2 separate regions of the Mus musculus genome follow, and region 1 is linked to region 2. A link is a loop called in an ENCODE intact Hi-C map of the cell type or tissue named here. Cell type or tissue: heart. All regions are shown on one strand. Links, peaks and the distances in the headings refer to the core of each region. The heading gives the core; the rest is flanking DNA. Region 1 overlaps Gm30438 (a long non-coding RNA gene). Region 2 holds the start of Bnip3l (BCL2/adenovirus E1B interacting protein 3-like).

Region 1 (6,580 bases), core at 804-5,803, 180 kb before region 2:
AGGTCTAACTGGGAATGGCATGACCTTCAATCCTGCCCCCAATGGCACACTTCCTCCAACAAGGCCACACCTCCTAGTCCTTCTCAAACTGTCCCATCAACTGCAGACTGAGCCTTCAAATATATGAACTGGGGATTGGGGGTGGGGCATTTTCATTTAAACCACCACACCACAAAACACCTCATCTTGGCCTAACGTAATAGCTGTACGGCAAGAACTCCATAGCAACTGCCTAACAGAAGGGAGAAAGTAAGGGAAGGAGGGAAGAAAGAAGGAAGGGAAAAATGGATAACCAACATTTACAAAGAAGAGGTTTGCTTTGACTCATGGTTTCAGAGGTTTGGGTCTGTGCTGCTTGGTTCTCTTGCTTTGGGCCTGTGGTAGCACAGTACATCATGATAAGAACATGCCAGGGAACTGCTCATCTCATCACAGCTAGGAAACAAAGACACAGGAAGAGCTTGGGTTCCAATACACTCGTCGAGGGCATGATTTCAGTGACCTAACCTCCTTCCATTAGGCCCTACCTACTAATCAGTTCACTACCTACCAATAATGCTACAGGTTAGGAACCAAACCTCAACACAGCATCTTTCAGAAAGAGTCTAGATCCAAAATGTAGTCTACTGCCATCCGTTCTCAGCTTGCATTGGCCTTCAGGCAAGCCAGGCCCTTTCACACAAAGCCCTGTATCTAACAAAGGATTTCACAGAACCTATGGAACATTCTATAGGAATAGGAAAAAATAAATAAATGGTCGCATGGAAAGCTCATCGCACCACTGTAAAGTCAAGAAATAGTGCTTGATCTTTAGCAACCAGATAGGAGCTTTGTTTGTTCGTTGGTTTGCTTTTCAAGAGAGAATTTCTCTGTGTGGCCCTGGCTACTGGAACTTGCTCTGTAGACCAGGCTGGCCTTGAACTCGGAGATTCACCATCCTCTGCCTCCTGAGTGCTGGGATTAAGGGTGTGTGTCATCACCACCTGGCAAATTGGAGTTCATTTAAAGAGGCGTGGCATCATGCACTCTGAAGAAAGACTCTGAGGCCAAGGAAACAGGAATAATAAAGAGGTGGCTGGCTAGGAAACAATATATGTAACACTTCCTGCCTTTTTGTGCAGAAAAAAAAAATCAATATTCAAGTGTTCCCAACCAGATAAATTTCAGTGGGAAGCAAGCGTAGTGTGGTTCCGGTTCCCACGTGTGAAATGCAGGGGCCTTGCGCTGGGGTCTGTTGTTTTATTGGATGCTGAAAACCCAGCTTTAAAGTCTGGGAGTTCAGTTCGACACAGAGCATATGCTAAGCGTTTGCCAAGCCCTGAGTTCATCTGGAGCTCTGCATGGATGAGCCTGCAGTCCTCATGAGGAGACAGTGCTCAGCAGGTGAAGAGCAGAAAACTATTTCAAGTCATGAGTGTGTGTGTGTGTGTGTGTGTGTGTGTGTGTGTGTGTGTGTACGGGTGTGCATGTATACACACATTATTTGACTTGCTGGCTTTAATTGTGGGCCTAGAAGGGATCTTTTCTCAGGCTGGAGAGATAGCACAGTGGTTAAGAGCACATGCTGCTCTTGCAGAGGACCCAAGTTCGGTTTTCAGCATTCACACAACAGCTCACAACTGCCTTAATTCCAGTTGCAGGGACTCTCTCTTTCTCTCTCTCTCTCTCTCTCTCTCTCTCTCTCTCTCTCTCTCTCTCTCTCTCTCTCACACACACACACACACACACACACACACACACACACACACACACACACATCTTTTAAAAGAAAAATAAATATTAAAAAATAAAGTCTCCCTGTCAATTCTTTATAATGCCTGTGCCTATTGTGAGCCAGGAATGGTAGTAGTAAGGACAGTGCCCAACACTGACAACACAGAAATAAAGGCCCCTGACTGACTGTACTTCCCAGGCCACAGAAAGCAGAGAGTGACCAAAAGTCAACAGAAGAGATAGTTTGGAGATTTACTGCTTGAGGAATGAGGACTAACCATGCAGGTTTCCAGAGACAGGTAGTAGTCGTAGGAAGTTAATAGCATGCCATTTCCAGAGATATACCCCAGATCTCAGGACTGGTTGTTTGGAAATTTTAGCCCCACCACACCCTGTGTCTCTTTCTGTAATAAATGTTTTGTAATGTACTTTTACTAAAGTTAAATCAGTATGCTACCCACATACAAGTTTTAGTATAAAAATGTAAATAAGAACATACAAAATAATACATATTCGGATATGTGAATATTCGGACAGTTATGTTATAAAACATCCTGTTTCAGATGCAAGCAGCCATGTGGCTTGAGACAGCTATAAGCGCAGACTGATACATTTGTATTTTACTATGATTCAAACAGCAGGCATGGAGCTATATCTGCAGTGGTGGCAACTTTCCTTTAAGCTGTCAACAAAACAAAGGCCAAACACTGCCCGCATCCACTCACCTGAGGTACTGAGAACCCACAAGCTCACGGAGACTGAAAGTAGATCAGAGGAAGCCCTGGCTAGAGGAGGCAGGATGGGAGTTCCTGATTACTGACTACCCTGTCTCTGTTTGGAGTCATGGAAAAGATTTGGAGATTGACAGAAACGATGGTTTCATAGCATTCTGAATACAAGTCAGCCACTGATGTTGTTCACTTAGAAATGGCTAAAACGGTGCCTGGAATATTGTATAGATTTTGTTGTAATAAAAGCTTCATCTGGCTACGGTGATAAGTGCAGTTCCAGTTCTTGGGAAGAAACGGAGGCAGGAGGATTACATGTTTCAGGTCAGCATGGGCTCCATAGAAAGAATAAGGGAAGGAAGGAAAGAAGGAAAGAAAGGAGGGAGGGAAAGAGGAAGGGAGGGAGGGAAAGAGGAAGGGAGGGAGGGAAAGAGGAAGGGAGAGAGGGGGAGGGAGGGAGGGAGGGAGGGAGGAAGGAAGGAAGGAAGGAAGGAAGGAAGGAAGGAAGGACCTTCAAAAAACTTGTTTGTAAATAAAATGGAGCTGGTCCTAGCTCTGGACTATACAAAGCAAGAGTCTGTCGCAGAAAATAAGAACGGGGTGGGAATGGTAGCAAGAAATGAAGTAAAGGACGGTGGGAGAGAGAAAGGAGGGTCTTACAGAAAGTCCTTTATGTTTATAAATGGAATAGACCTGGTCCTAGCTCTGAGAGTTAATGCATGGCATTCACCTACACAAATGTCCAGCAGGATATCTGAAAAACCTCCTAAGACAATATGAACTATCCTACTAGATGTCCAGCATGGCGGGTCAGCGCCACTAAATGCCAGTAAGGCTCCCCTTTATTGTGATGACCAAAAAAAAAAAAAAAAAAAAAAAAAAAAAAAAAGCCCAGGTTCAAATTGCCTTCTAGAAAGCAGCTCCGCCCCTCTTGAGAGTTAGGAGGCAGGAAGTGAAGAGAGAGCCTAGGCGGCGCCTGGGTTCTGGCCAAGGGCGTGCCTGAAGTCCTGGGGGAGCACGGGGGCAGAGGGCTCTGTAAAGCAATCAGCAGAAACCCAGATCTCCGGTAAACGGATCTAGCTGGAGGATAGAGAGTTAAAGGGAAAGGGACACATGAACTACTCGGTGAGGTTTAGTCCTGTTTTTATCCTTAACAGTGTCTCGGTTTCACGGTCGCAAAGCTCATTGCGCTCCCCTGCCAGACGGTGGAGCTAGAGAGCCTCGTACAGATCCCGGTCCACTGGGTTCAGGTTTGAGGCAGGGCTGACTCAGCCCTCCACGGATGACACAGCAGGATCGTCGACTGTGACCTGCAAGCAACAGCTTCATTTATTAAATAATTAGCTAATTCTTTTTTTTTCCCATTTAACTTTATCGACCTATTACAGGTAGGGCGATGGCATTGGAAGGTTCAGACAGAAACCACTAAGATAAGACGGGACTCTGACCCTGACTCTTAAGCAAGAAATTAAAATCTCTTGCAATCTTCTAAGTGTCCCTAGGCAACACGCCCAGTGGAGCTGCCCTAGTCCCCTCCTCCTCCCTGCGGACAGCCAGGACTTCTACAGGAGGTGGAACACAAGCAGTCACGCAGTGGCTCCGCCCACTTCCTAGCCAATCACTGCACAGCCTTCTCCCTCCTTCCTGGAGGCAGGCACCCGAAGGATGTCGACGCGTTTAAACAAGCCATTTCAAAGGTTTAAGGGCTTGGGAGGTAGTGACTTCCACAGGATGCTAGAGGGTCCTGGTTGCAGTTGTGATTCTAAAGCTGGCACTGTTGGAAAAAAACGTAGTTGGTAGATAAGCTGGTGGAGGTGGATTGTTTACCTCCTGAGGCTCTGTGCGCACATCGCAGGCACAAAAAACGGAATGGAAAACCTCTATTGTCACCTTTTCTACCTCTTTGGAGGTGGGGGCAAAAGGCTACCTGATGCCAGTGTTGTTTGGTGAACCGTTCAACCATCCCTCCCAGCAGTTGCAGAACTCTACTTTCTGGACTCCTGGCAGCTGCCAGGCATCTCCGTGCCATATACTAGATTCTGGCCTGCAAGAGCCAAGTCTGGTTAGTCCTTGCAAGCTGAGCCCTTTCTGTACTGTAATCAATGCAATGGTGAGTCCTCTGGACTAATAACCAGGGCAACTACACCACCAACATCATCAACATCATCTTCACCACCACCCATCCACCCACACACGCTTTTACAGCATCTCACTCGATCCAGGCCACACCTGGCCAGGCAGGTGCCCTTGTTATGCCCATTTTACAGATAAGGAAATAGGAGGCTCAAGTCACCTGCCTGGAATGCAGCAGAACCACTCTCAGCAAATCCCTTACAAAGGCAACCTAATTTGGTTCACAGTTTAAAGGGGGGCGGGGGAGCCGGGATGTGTCAAGCACGGTGGGGAAGGCACAGCAGCAGGAAGGTAAGACAGCTAGCTGGTCCTGGGTATGAGTGCTTTGCCTGCCTGCATGTGGTTGACATGCATGCAGTGCCTGCACAGGCCAGAAAAGGGTGTCGGATCCCTGGAACTGGAATTAGAAGGTTGTGAATTGCCATATGTGTGCTAGCATCCAAACCCAGGTCCACATACTGCAACTGACCCTGGAGCTCAGTGCTTCAGCTAGTCTGGCCACTCAGCTTGCTCCGGGGATTCTCTGTCTCTGCCTCCCACCAGTGATGAGGTTATAGGCAATCGCTTTATCCACTGAGCCATCTCCACAGCCCCACACTTCAGCTATTTTAAACCGCCAAACCTTTGATACCTTTTTGTGGCAGCCAAGAGGACAGTGCCCAGCGGTGCTGCTGTGTCTGGGCAGACACCATGAGTCTGGATGTGGGAGTCTAAAAACAGCCACCATCCACTGTCAGGTACATGGAATGTTACTGTTTGCATGAAACCCAAAACCGGTGAGGACAAGAACAACAGATTGTTCTTGTCCTAGTTAGGGTTATCATTGCTGCGATCAAACACCACAACCAAAAACAATGTGGGGAGGAAAGAGTTTACCTGGCTTGCACTTCTCCTGCACTGTTCATGGAAGGAAGTCAGAGTAGAAAATCAAACAGGGCAGGAACCTGGGGGCAGGAGCTGATGCAGAGGTCATGGAGGAGTGCTGCTTGCTGGCTTGCTCCTCATGGCTTGCTCAGCTTGCTTTTTTCTAGCACTCAGGAGCTCCAGCTGAGAGGTGGCACCACCCACAAGGGTCCAGGCCCTCCCCTATGAAACTCTAATTATGAAAATGTCTTCCAGTCTTGGGCACAGCCTGATTGTATGGAGGCATTTTCTCAATCGAGGTTCCTTCCTCTCAGATACCTTAAGCTTCTATAAGTTGACATAAAGCAATCCAGGCAACTCCTCTCTCTTCCATCCTCCCAACCTCTTTCTTGTCTGTTTTGTGCCCAATGTCTGCGTGTGAGAGGGGTTTCTGTGAGGGAAGGAATAGAGAGTGGGGAGCTTAGGAGCAAGCCGTTAGTAACGAAAAGGAACTATGTGAACTTGAAGTGGTATCTTCATCTCTGCATGCCCTGCTCGACCACAGCATCTTCCTTTATGTATCTAGGCAGAAATAGAAGTAGTTCAACCCCAACAGTCTTAGCAGTCCTCTGATGATGCTTCAGAAGCACTTACAGCTGCTGCAGATGTCCTAACTGGTAGGCGCGCAACCATTACTTTAAATATAGTGTGCACTACACGGGCTATGACATCTGGTAATTTAACGTGCTGATAACAAAGTAAATATGTGACCAGTGTGACTCATGCTTAAACCGCCTCTTCTGTATGGCTTCCTTCCGTAATTCTATTACTGTTCATGCATTTAAAAGTCTCATTTAGGAAAGAGGTCAAAGGTGACAAAGAAGTTGTGAACTAAACCCTTGTGAGGCATTTAAAACGGGGTCTGCTGCATAGTTGTTCCTTGATAGCTGAATCCATGATCCCCAAAGATACCAAACTGTAGATAGTCAAGTCCACTTCCCTTCCTGTTTTAAAATTTCTTTTTAACGGTGTCTTTTTGTTTATGTAAATGTGCATGACTGTGTATGTGTCTTATGTAGTGTAGGTGCCCGTGCGGACCAGAAGAGGGCACTGGAGTTACAGATGGTTGAGCCTGTCTCTGTGTTTGTAATATGCAGTGTATG
Region 2 (6,580 bases), core at 619-5,618:
ATTTCTCTGTATAGCCCTGGCTGTCCTGCAACTCATTTTGTAGACCAGGCTGGCCTCGAACTCAGAAATCCACCTGCCTCTGCCTCCCAAGTGCTGAGATTAAAGGTGTGTGCCACCACCGCCCAGCTCAAAGGGTAGTCTTGAACTGACGTTCTTGCTTCTCTGTCTTCCAAGTGTGTGCTGGTGGGTGACTTTCAAGTATTATCTATAAAGAGGATTTTCTTGTCTACATAGCCACACTTGTGTGGATTTTCCATAGCCAGTTCCTGGTTTTGATTTTTGTTTTTATTTTGCAAGTAGAAATTAATAATCATCCCAGTCTCAGTGTAAAAACTATTAGTGTACAGCCCTACAGCCAGAATTAGTACCTTATGGGATAGGGACATTACAGATCTGGGACATGATGACAAAAATGCGTTCCAAGGGCTGACCAGATGGCTCAGTGGGTAAGAGCACTGGCTGCTCTTCCAAAGGTCCTGAGTTCAAATCTCAGCAACCACATGTTGGCTCACAATCACCCGTAATGAGATCTGATGCCCTCCTCTGGTGTCTGAAGACAGCTACAGTGTACTTATGTATAATAATAAATAAATATTTTTTAAAAATTATTTCCAAAATAACAAAACCTTGAATCATGATTATATCAACCATCTTCTTTCTTTTTTTTGGGGGGGGGGTGGTATTTTTGTTTGTTTGTTTGTTTATTTGAGACAGGGTTTCTCTAGCCCTAGCTGTTCTGGAACTCACTTTGTAGACCAAGCTGGCCTCAAACTCAGAAGTCCGCCTGCCTCTGCCTCCTGAGTGCTGGGATTAAAGGTGGGTGCCACCACCGCCCGGCTATCAGCCATGTTTTCACATCTCTAATTGAACAAAAACTGGCTTTTCACTTTTATCCATTTAAGAAAGAAAGGAAATGGTGACCTAGGTTGGGTGTGGTGGTGCACACCTGTAATCACAACAGCCTCGAAACAAGGAAAGGGTGAGGAATCCAAAGTCATGCTCAAGCAATGCAGGGTCCCAGGCCAGCCTAGACTGCAAGCCACACTATCAAAAAGGTTCGGGTGGGGCCAGAGCCATGGCTCAGGATCTCCTGTGGCACCTACATGGTGTATCATAGCCATCTGTGATCCCAGTTCCAGAGGAATCCAGTCAATCTTCTTGCCTTGGGGGGTGCAAGTCATGGAGATTGTACACATGCATCCACCCATGCACACACATACACGCAAATAAAAGGTTCATACAGAGTCTGAAAGAAACAGAACAATGTGACCCAGTTTGTTTGCCTGCTCCCAGTGTTTCTAGTCTGGATATAAGATTCTTACAGAGTATGCTCCAAAGAGTACATTCTCAATATGAGGCGTGTTTCTTTTCATTCCTAGTTGGATCTTTTGAAAAATCTGTCTTTTTGCTTTAATTTTCTATTTACGTATTTGAGAGGAGGCATGCCTGTGGAGGTCAGAGAATAAGATGAGTGGTCTATTTTGCCTACTTTGCACTATATGTTAAGTCAGTCTCAGGTACATGAAGTACTTAGACATAAAATGAGAAGACCCAGAGGAATGTTTTTATACCTGCATTATGCCTTTATAAATATAACACTGTATGTGGGAGGCCTAAGAGATGATTTTTATCACTATTTATGTGTGTATGGCACTGTGTACATGTGGAGGTCCAAGGACAGTTTGTGGGGTAGGTTCTCTCCTTGTACTATGTGAGCCCCAGAGATTGAACTCAGTATATAACTCTGGGCTGCAGCCCAGCCTTTAACCGGAGTCATCTCACCAGAGAATTGGGGTTTTATAAATGCATGTGGATGTTTGCCTGCACGTATGTCTGTGTACCATGCGGGTTTCTCATGCCCTCAGATGCCGGAAGACAGCATTGAGTGCCCTGTGAACGAGCTGTCATGTGGGTGTTTTGAACCAAACCTGAGTCCTTTGCAAGAGCAGCCAGTGTGCTTAACCCCCCAAGCTATCCCTCCAGATCATGTTTTTGGATGTCAATTCAAAGTGACAAAGACTTATTGTGTGTGCCTGTATTTATGATTTAGAGGGGGAGGGCATATGCCACGGTGCATTGGTGGAGGTCAGAAGGCAACTTTGTTAGCTTTCTTCCCATCTACCGGGAGCTCCGGGCAATGAACTCAGTCTGCAGGTTTACTCAGCAAGCGCCTTTACCGGCAGAACCATCTCACTGGCTGGTCCTAGATTTAGTATTTCCGTGTTTGGGTATCTCAGACCATATTTTTAAAAAAGACAATTACATGAAAATTCAACAACTGCAATTAAAGCAAAGTTAAAAGGCAAGTACAATATTGAGAAAAACATTATACAAAAATCGGGTCAAGGAAACTTGACAAAGATACGACGTAGGAGTATTTAGGAACATTAACAGAGTCAGCAACCAGCGTACAGGAGGTAGGGCATTTACAGAGATAGATAACAACCAGGGTTTGGGTAAATCTGTATTTTCTTTTCCCTTTTAATTTGTTTTTGAAGGCAATGGGTCGCTCGATAGCGTAGGCTGCAGGGAACTCGAAATCCTCCTGCCTCAGTCTTAGAAAGAGCTGAAATAACAAGTGTGCGCCACGCCCAGCCATTGATTTTTTTTTTAAACCGTGATTACATGTTACCTTTGCAATTAAAATGTTATAAATTCCAACAAGGTGATTAGCTCCAAGGTACCTCCCACGGTATTCTGTGGGAGGCACAAATGGATGTTTCACTAAGGGGAGGAACTGGGGTTTTCTGCTTCTTTAAAGCCACGGGTGAGTTCTTAAGTGGATACTGCAGGCGTGGGAGGGGTTCCATTCAGGCCCCGCGCGCTTCCGGGCTGCACACTCCTCCCTAATCTCAATCCAATGCCAACTTCCTAGCTCAGCCCTTCCGGCTATTGCGACTGACTCGCAGGAATTCTTTCCTGGCGCCCGTATCAGCTCGACTTCCGCACCCGCACGTCCCGAGCAGCTCGCGAATGCCCCGCCCAGCCCGGCCTGGTCACGCCCCCTATCCTGGGCTCCGACCCCGCCGTCCAGCTGCCTGTGTTGTCATCACATGGTCCGGGAGGGCCCTGACGTCACGAAGGGAGGGACTGCGCAGACGCAGAAAAGGGGGCGGGGGAACTCGACTTGTTGTGTTGCTGCTCGAGAGCCGGATACTGTCGTCCTGCGGCCGTGCCGCTTCCAGTCTCCAGACCATGTCTCACTTAGTCGAGCCGCCGCCGCCCTTGCACAACAACAACAACAACTGCGAGGAAGGGGAGCAGCCCCTGCCGCCGCCCGCTGGCCTCAACAGTGAGCACGGGGCCGCCGGGCTCAGCGGAGGGATGGGGGAGGAGGAGCCGCTCGGCCGCCGCCGTGCGGGCGGGGGGGGGGGGTTGGTGGTGGTGGTGGGGGAGTGGGCGGGAGCAGACGACAGCTCATTGGTTGGGACCGAGATTGTGCGTATGACTGACAGCGGCGCGCTCCGGTTAGGAGCAGGCGCTCGGCGCTGGCTCGCGGCCTGCGCCTTGGGCGCCGAGGTTTAGGGTCGCGGTGGGCGTCGGGAGCCGGAGGCGCACGCAACTCGGGGTGGCAAGCGGAGGCTGGCCAGCGGAGGGGGAGCATGGGACGTGCGGCGGGGACACCGGGGGATGGACGCGACCGGTCGGGCGTGGCGGGTGGACGTGCGGCCGCGCAGGTGTGCTTGCGGAGCTCGCCTCCTACCACACGCCGGTCCAGGGGGTCATCGGAGTTTCGTGCAGGGTGCTTGCTCCGCCCCTGACATTTATCTTTTTTTTTTTTTTTAGTCTGAAAATTCCCAAGTTTCTCAAGTGAGTTTTTTGTTGCTGTTAACCTTGAATTCATATTTTACTGCTTTTTCTTTTCTTTTTCTTTCTTTTTTTTTTTTTTTGAGAGAGCTTCTCATGTAGCCCAGGCTGGCCTCACTCGTTGTGTTGCTGAGTGACCTGATCCCTCCTACTTTCCACTTTCCCAAGTTCTTGGGTGACAGGCGGCAGCCACCATACTAGTAACTTTTCAAGTGCTGTTTCTTATGTTAAATGGATTGGGTGCCCAGCACATGCCCTAGGATCACGTCCATTTCAGCCAAATCTGCAGTGAACTTCAGGAAATACAGTAAACAACACAACAGACGCAGGCCACAGGTACTAGCAATTGAAAGTTGATGGTCAGGATCCAGTTGCAGTCAAACAGACATCTTGTCCCCAGAGTGTCCGCTGTTGTTGTGAGATCGCCGGACCTTCTTGCCCAACCTTTCTGTTTGGATTTCATGTCTTAATGAAAGAGGTAGTGGGTGGTGGTAGTTGTCACAGGGCCAGATGAAGTTCTTTAAAAGCCATTTGTATGCTTAAAGGTCAGGCAGTGTCTTTCATAAGAGGGATGGCTTCCAGGGTGGCCAGAACGGTTTAGGGAAGAGCTGTTACTGAGTCTAGAGGATAGTGGCAGGAGCGTTTGGGTATTTTAGCCAGGTGTGGTGCCACTTGCCTGTCATTCAAGCACTAGGGAAGTGTAGTAAGCGTGGTCCCCAGAATAAAACTTTGTGTCAGAAAACAACAAAACCAAAAAATAAGGAACAAAGAATTCAGGAATTTTAAGACTCTGTCCCTGCCCCATATTTTGATAAGCAATATTTGATAACTTCTCTAAAATGCCGGCTTTTACAAAGATCTAGTCAAGTGTGTCCTTAAATTTTACTCATAATCACATAATTCAGAATTTAAAATTTTTACCCATCTTTAGCATACATTTTTGGAAATGAAAAGACTAAAGAAATACATGCTTCATGTTATTTCCAGAAGCTGTGGCTCTTTTTTGAGGCCCATGGGTGCTTTCGGGAGCCTTCCCTTGTTTTTGGCATGCTTATATATGAGTATCTTCCGCCTGGGCCTTTATGAGTTAGTTGTGCTCAGCGTCTTCTTACTGCTTAGATGTCTGGAAAATTCAAAGGGATTTTCATTTTTCTTGGATTCTTTATTAACAACAGAACTGAAAAGGGTTGAGCTATGTTTGTTTATTCCTAAGTCTCACAGACCTGGGAGGTGTTTGTCATGGACCAGCCAGCTTCTTCCTTAGTTTTCTCAATGGCTCTTGGAGACCCTCCAGCCTATAGATGATACCAGATGTTACTTTGGGAAATCTGCTAGATAAAAAGTATTGTACTTGGGCTAATTAAGCTGTACTTTTAAAAGTTACTGAAAGCTCGATGGTGCCAGGTTTAATTATTGTCCTTGCCTCTTACTTTGCTTGCTTTGTTGTTGTTGTTGTTGTTTTGTTTTGTTTTGTTTTTTTTTTCGAGACAAGGTTTCTCTGTGTAGCCCTGGCGGTCCTGGAACTCACTCTGTAGACCAAGCTGACCTCAGCACTTGGGAGGCAGAGGCAGAGGCAGAGAGATCTGCCTGCCTCTGCCTCCCAAGTGCTAGGATTAAAGGGGTGTGCCACCACTGCCTGGCCTTTGTTTGCTTTTTAAAGTTTAGTACACAACCCTGGATTGAACAAAACAAACTTTATTGATTCTTCCAAGTGATTTTTTTTTTTTTTTTTTTTGGATGAGCAAAACAACTTACTCAGACATCTAAAACCATCCTAATTGCTGATAACTCTAAGCACTTTGCTGGCCGCAGTTCCACAACTGTGGAAAACAGCAGCTGAAACACATACAGATTATCTCTGGCTTGGGATTTTTATCTTTAGTTCAAGGATCATGGCAGAGGGTTTGTCTGTCCGTTTTAATGTGTATGGGTGTGCCTGCATATATGTATGTGCACCATGTGCATACCTGGTGCCTATGAGGCCAGAAGAGGACATCAAATCTCCTGGAACAGAAGTACAGATGGTTGTGCGCCTCCAAGTCATGCTGGGAATCCAACCCAGGTCCTCTGGAAGAGCAGATACTGCTCTTAATTGTTGAGCCATTTCTCTAGCCCCACAGCAGAGTGTTAATAGCAAATTATTAAAATTTCTTAAGGACTATTTTAGGGGTGTGTGTGTGTGTGTGTGTGTGTGTACACGTACCTATGTTGTGGTATGTCCACTTGAGTGCAGGTACCCATAGCATCCAGAAGATGACGTTAGATCCTTGGAATCTGGAATACAAACAGATATGGGTCCTGGAAATTGAACTCTGTCTGTTCCTTTGGTTTTGTTTTTTTGTTTTGTTTTTCAAGACAGGGTTTCTCTGTGTAGCCCTGGCTGTCCTGGAACTCACTTTGTAGACCAGGCTGTCCTCCAACTCAGAAATTCGCCTGCCTCTGCCTCCCGAGTGCTGGGATTAAAGGCGTGCGCCACCACGCCCTGCAACTCTGTTCCTCTGTAAGAGCAGTGCATGCTCTTAACAGCTGAGCCATCTCTCCAGCCCAAATTATTGATATATTTCAGACAGTGAAACCTTTCTCTGATTCTGTTACCACTATAGGAACTGTTGGAAGACAAATACCCAAAAGGATGTTTCCAGTAGTTACTTTTATAATTAACAAAACTATCAAGTTTCTCAAGGTAAGACACATAGGAGACTGCAGGAATGGCATAAGGAAGATCAGAGTGGTATCATAACTCTGGTGTAATTGGAATTACAGCCTTTTCTTG

Evidence for each region. A loop is a pair of places that touch in the nucleus more often than their neighbours do. Peaks named below come from ENCODE experiments on the same cell type or tissue, not always from the same donor. Only the 100,000 strongest peaks of a DNase experiment are listed, where the experiment ranks them.
Region 1: a loop joins it to region 2, with 9 times the contacts of the local background. A loop is called at or near these places in 3 of 42 quality-filtered maps.

What each region holds. Positions count from the first base shown.
Region 1 is chr14:67,185,969-67,192,548 of GRCm38, reverse strand. Gm30438 (a long non-coding RNA gene) reads right to left here. Exons shown (of 8, transcript XR_874742.2): 8 at 3,337-3,751. Among named protein-coding and RNA genes, the nearest start is that of Gm30806, 12 kb to the left of the region's middle. In heart, for the core only: a CTCF peak has its summit at 3,626 (motif pointing right); DNase peaks (open chromatin) are centred at 3,448, 3,668, 4,018 and 4,698; H3K4me3 peaks cover 1,296 bases; H3K27ac peaks cover 967 bases.
Region 2 is chr14:67,005,400-67,011,979 of GRCm38, reverse strand. It overlaps Bnip3l (BCL2/adenovirus E1B interacting protein 3-like), which reads left to right and starts at 3,103. Exons shown (of 6, transcript NM_009761.3): 1 at 3,103-3,292. The coding sequence starts at 3,196. In heart, for the core only: no CTCF peak of the experiment used is centred there; DNase peaks (open chromatin) are centred at 3,039, 3,399 and 4,239; H3K4me3 peaks cover 2,513 bases; H3K27ac peaks cover 2,345 bases.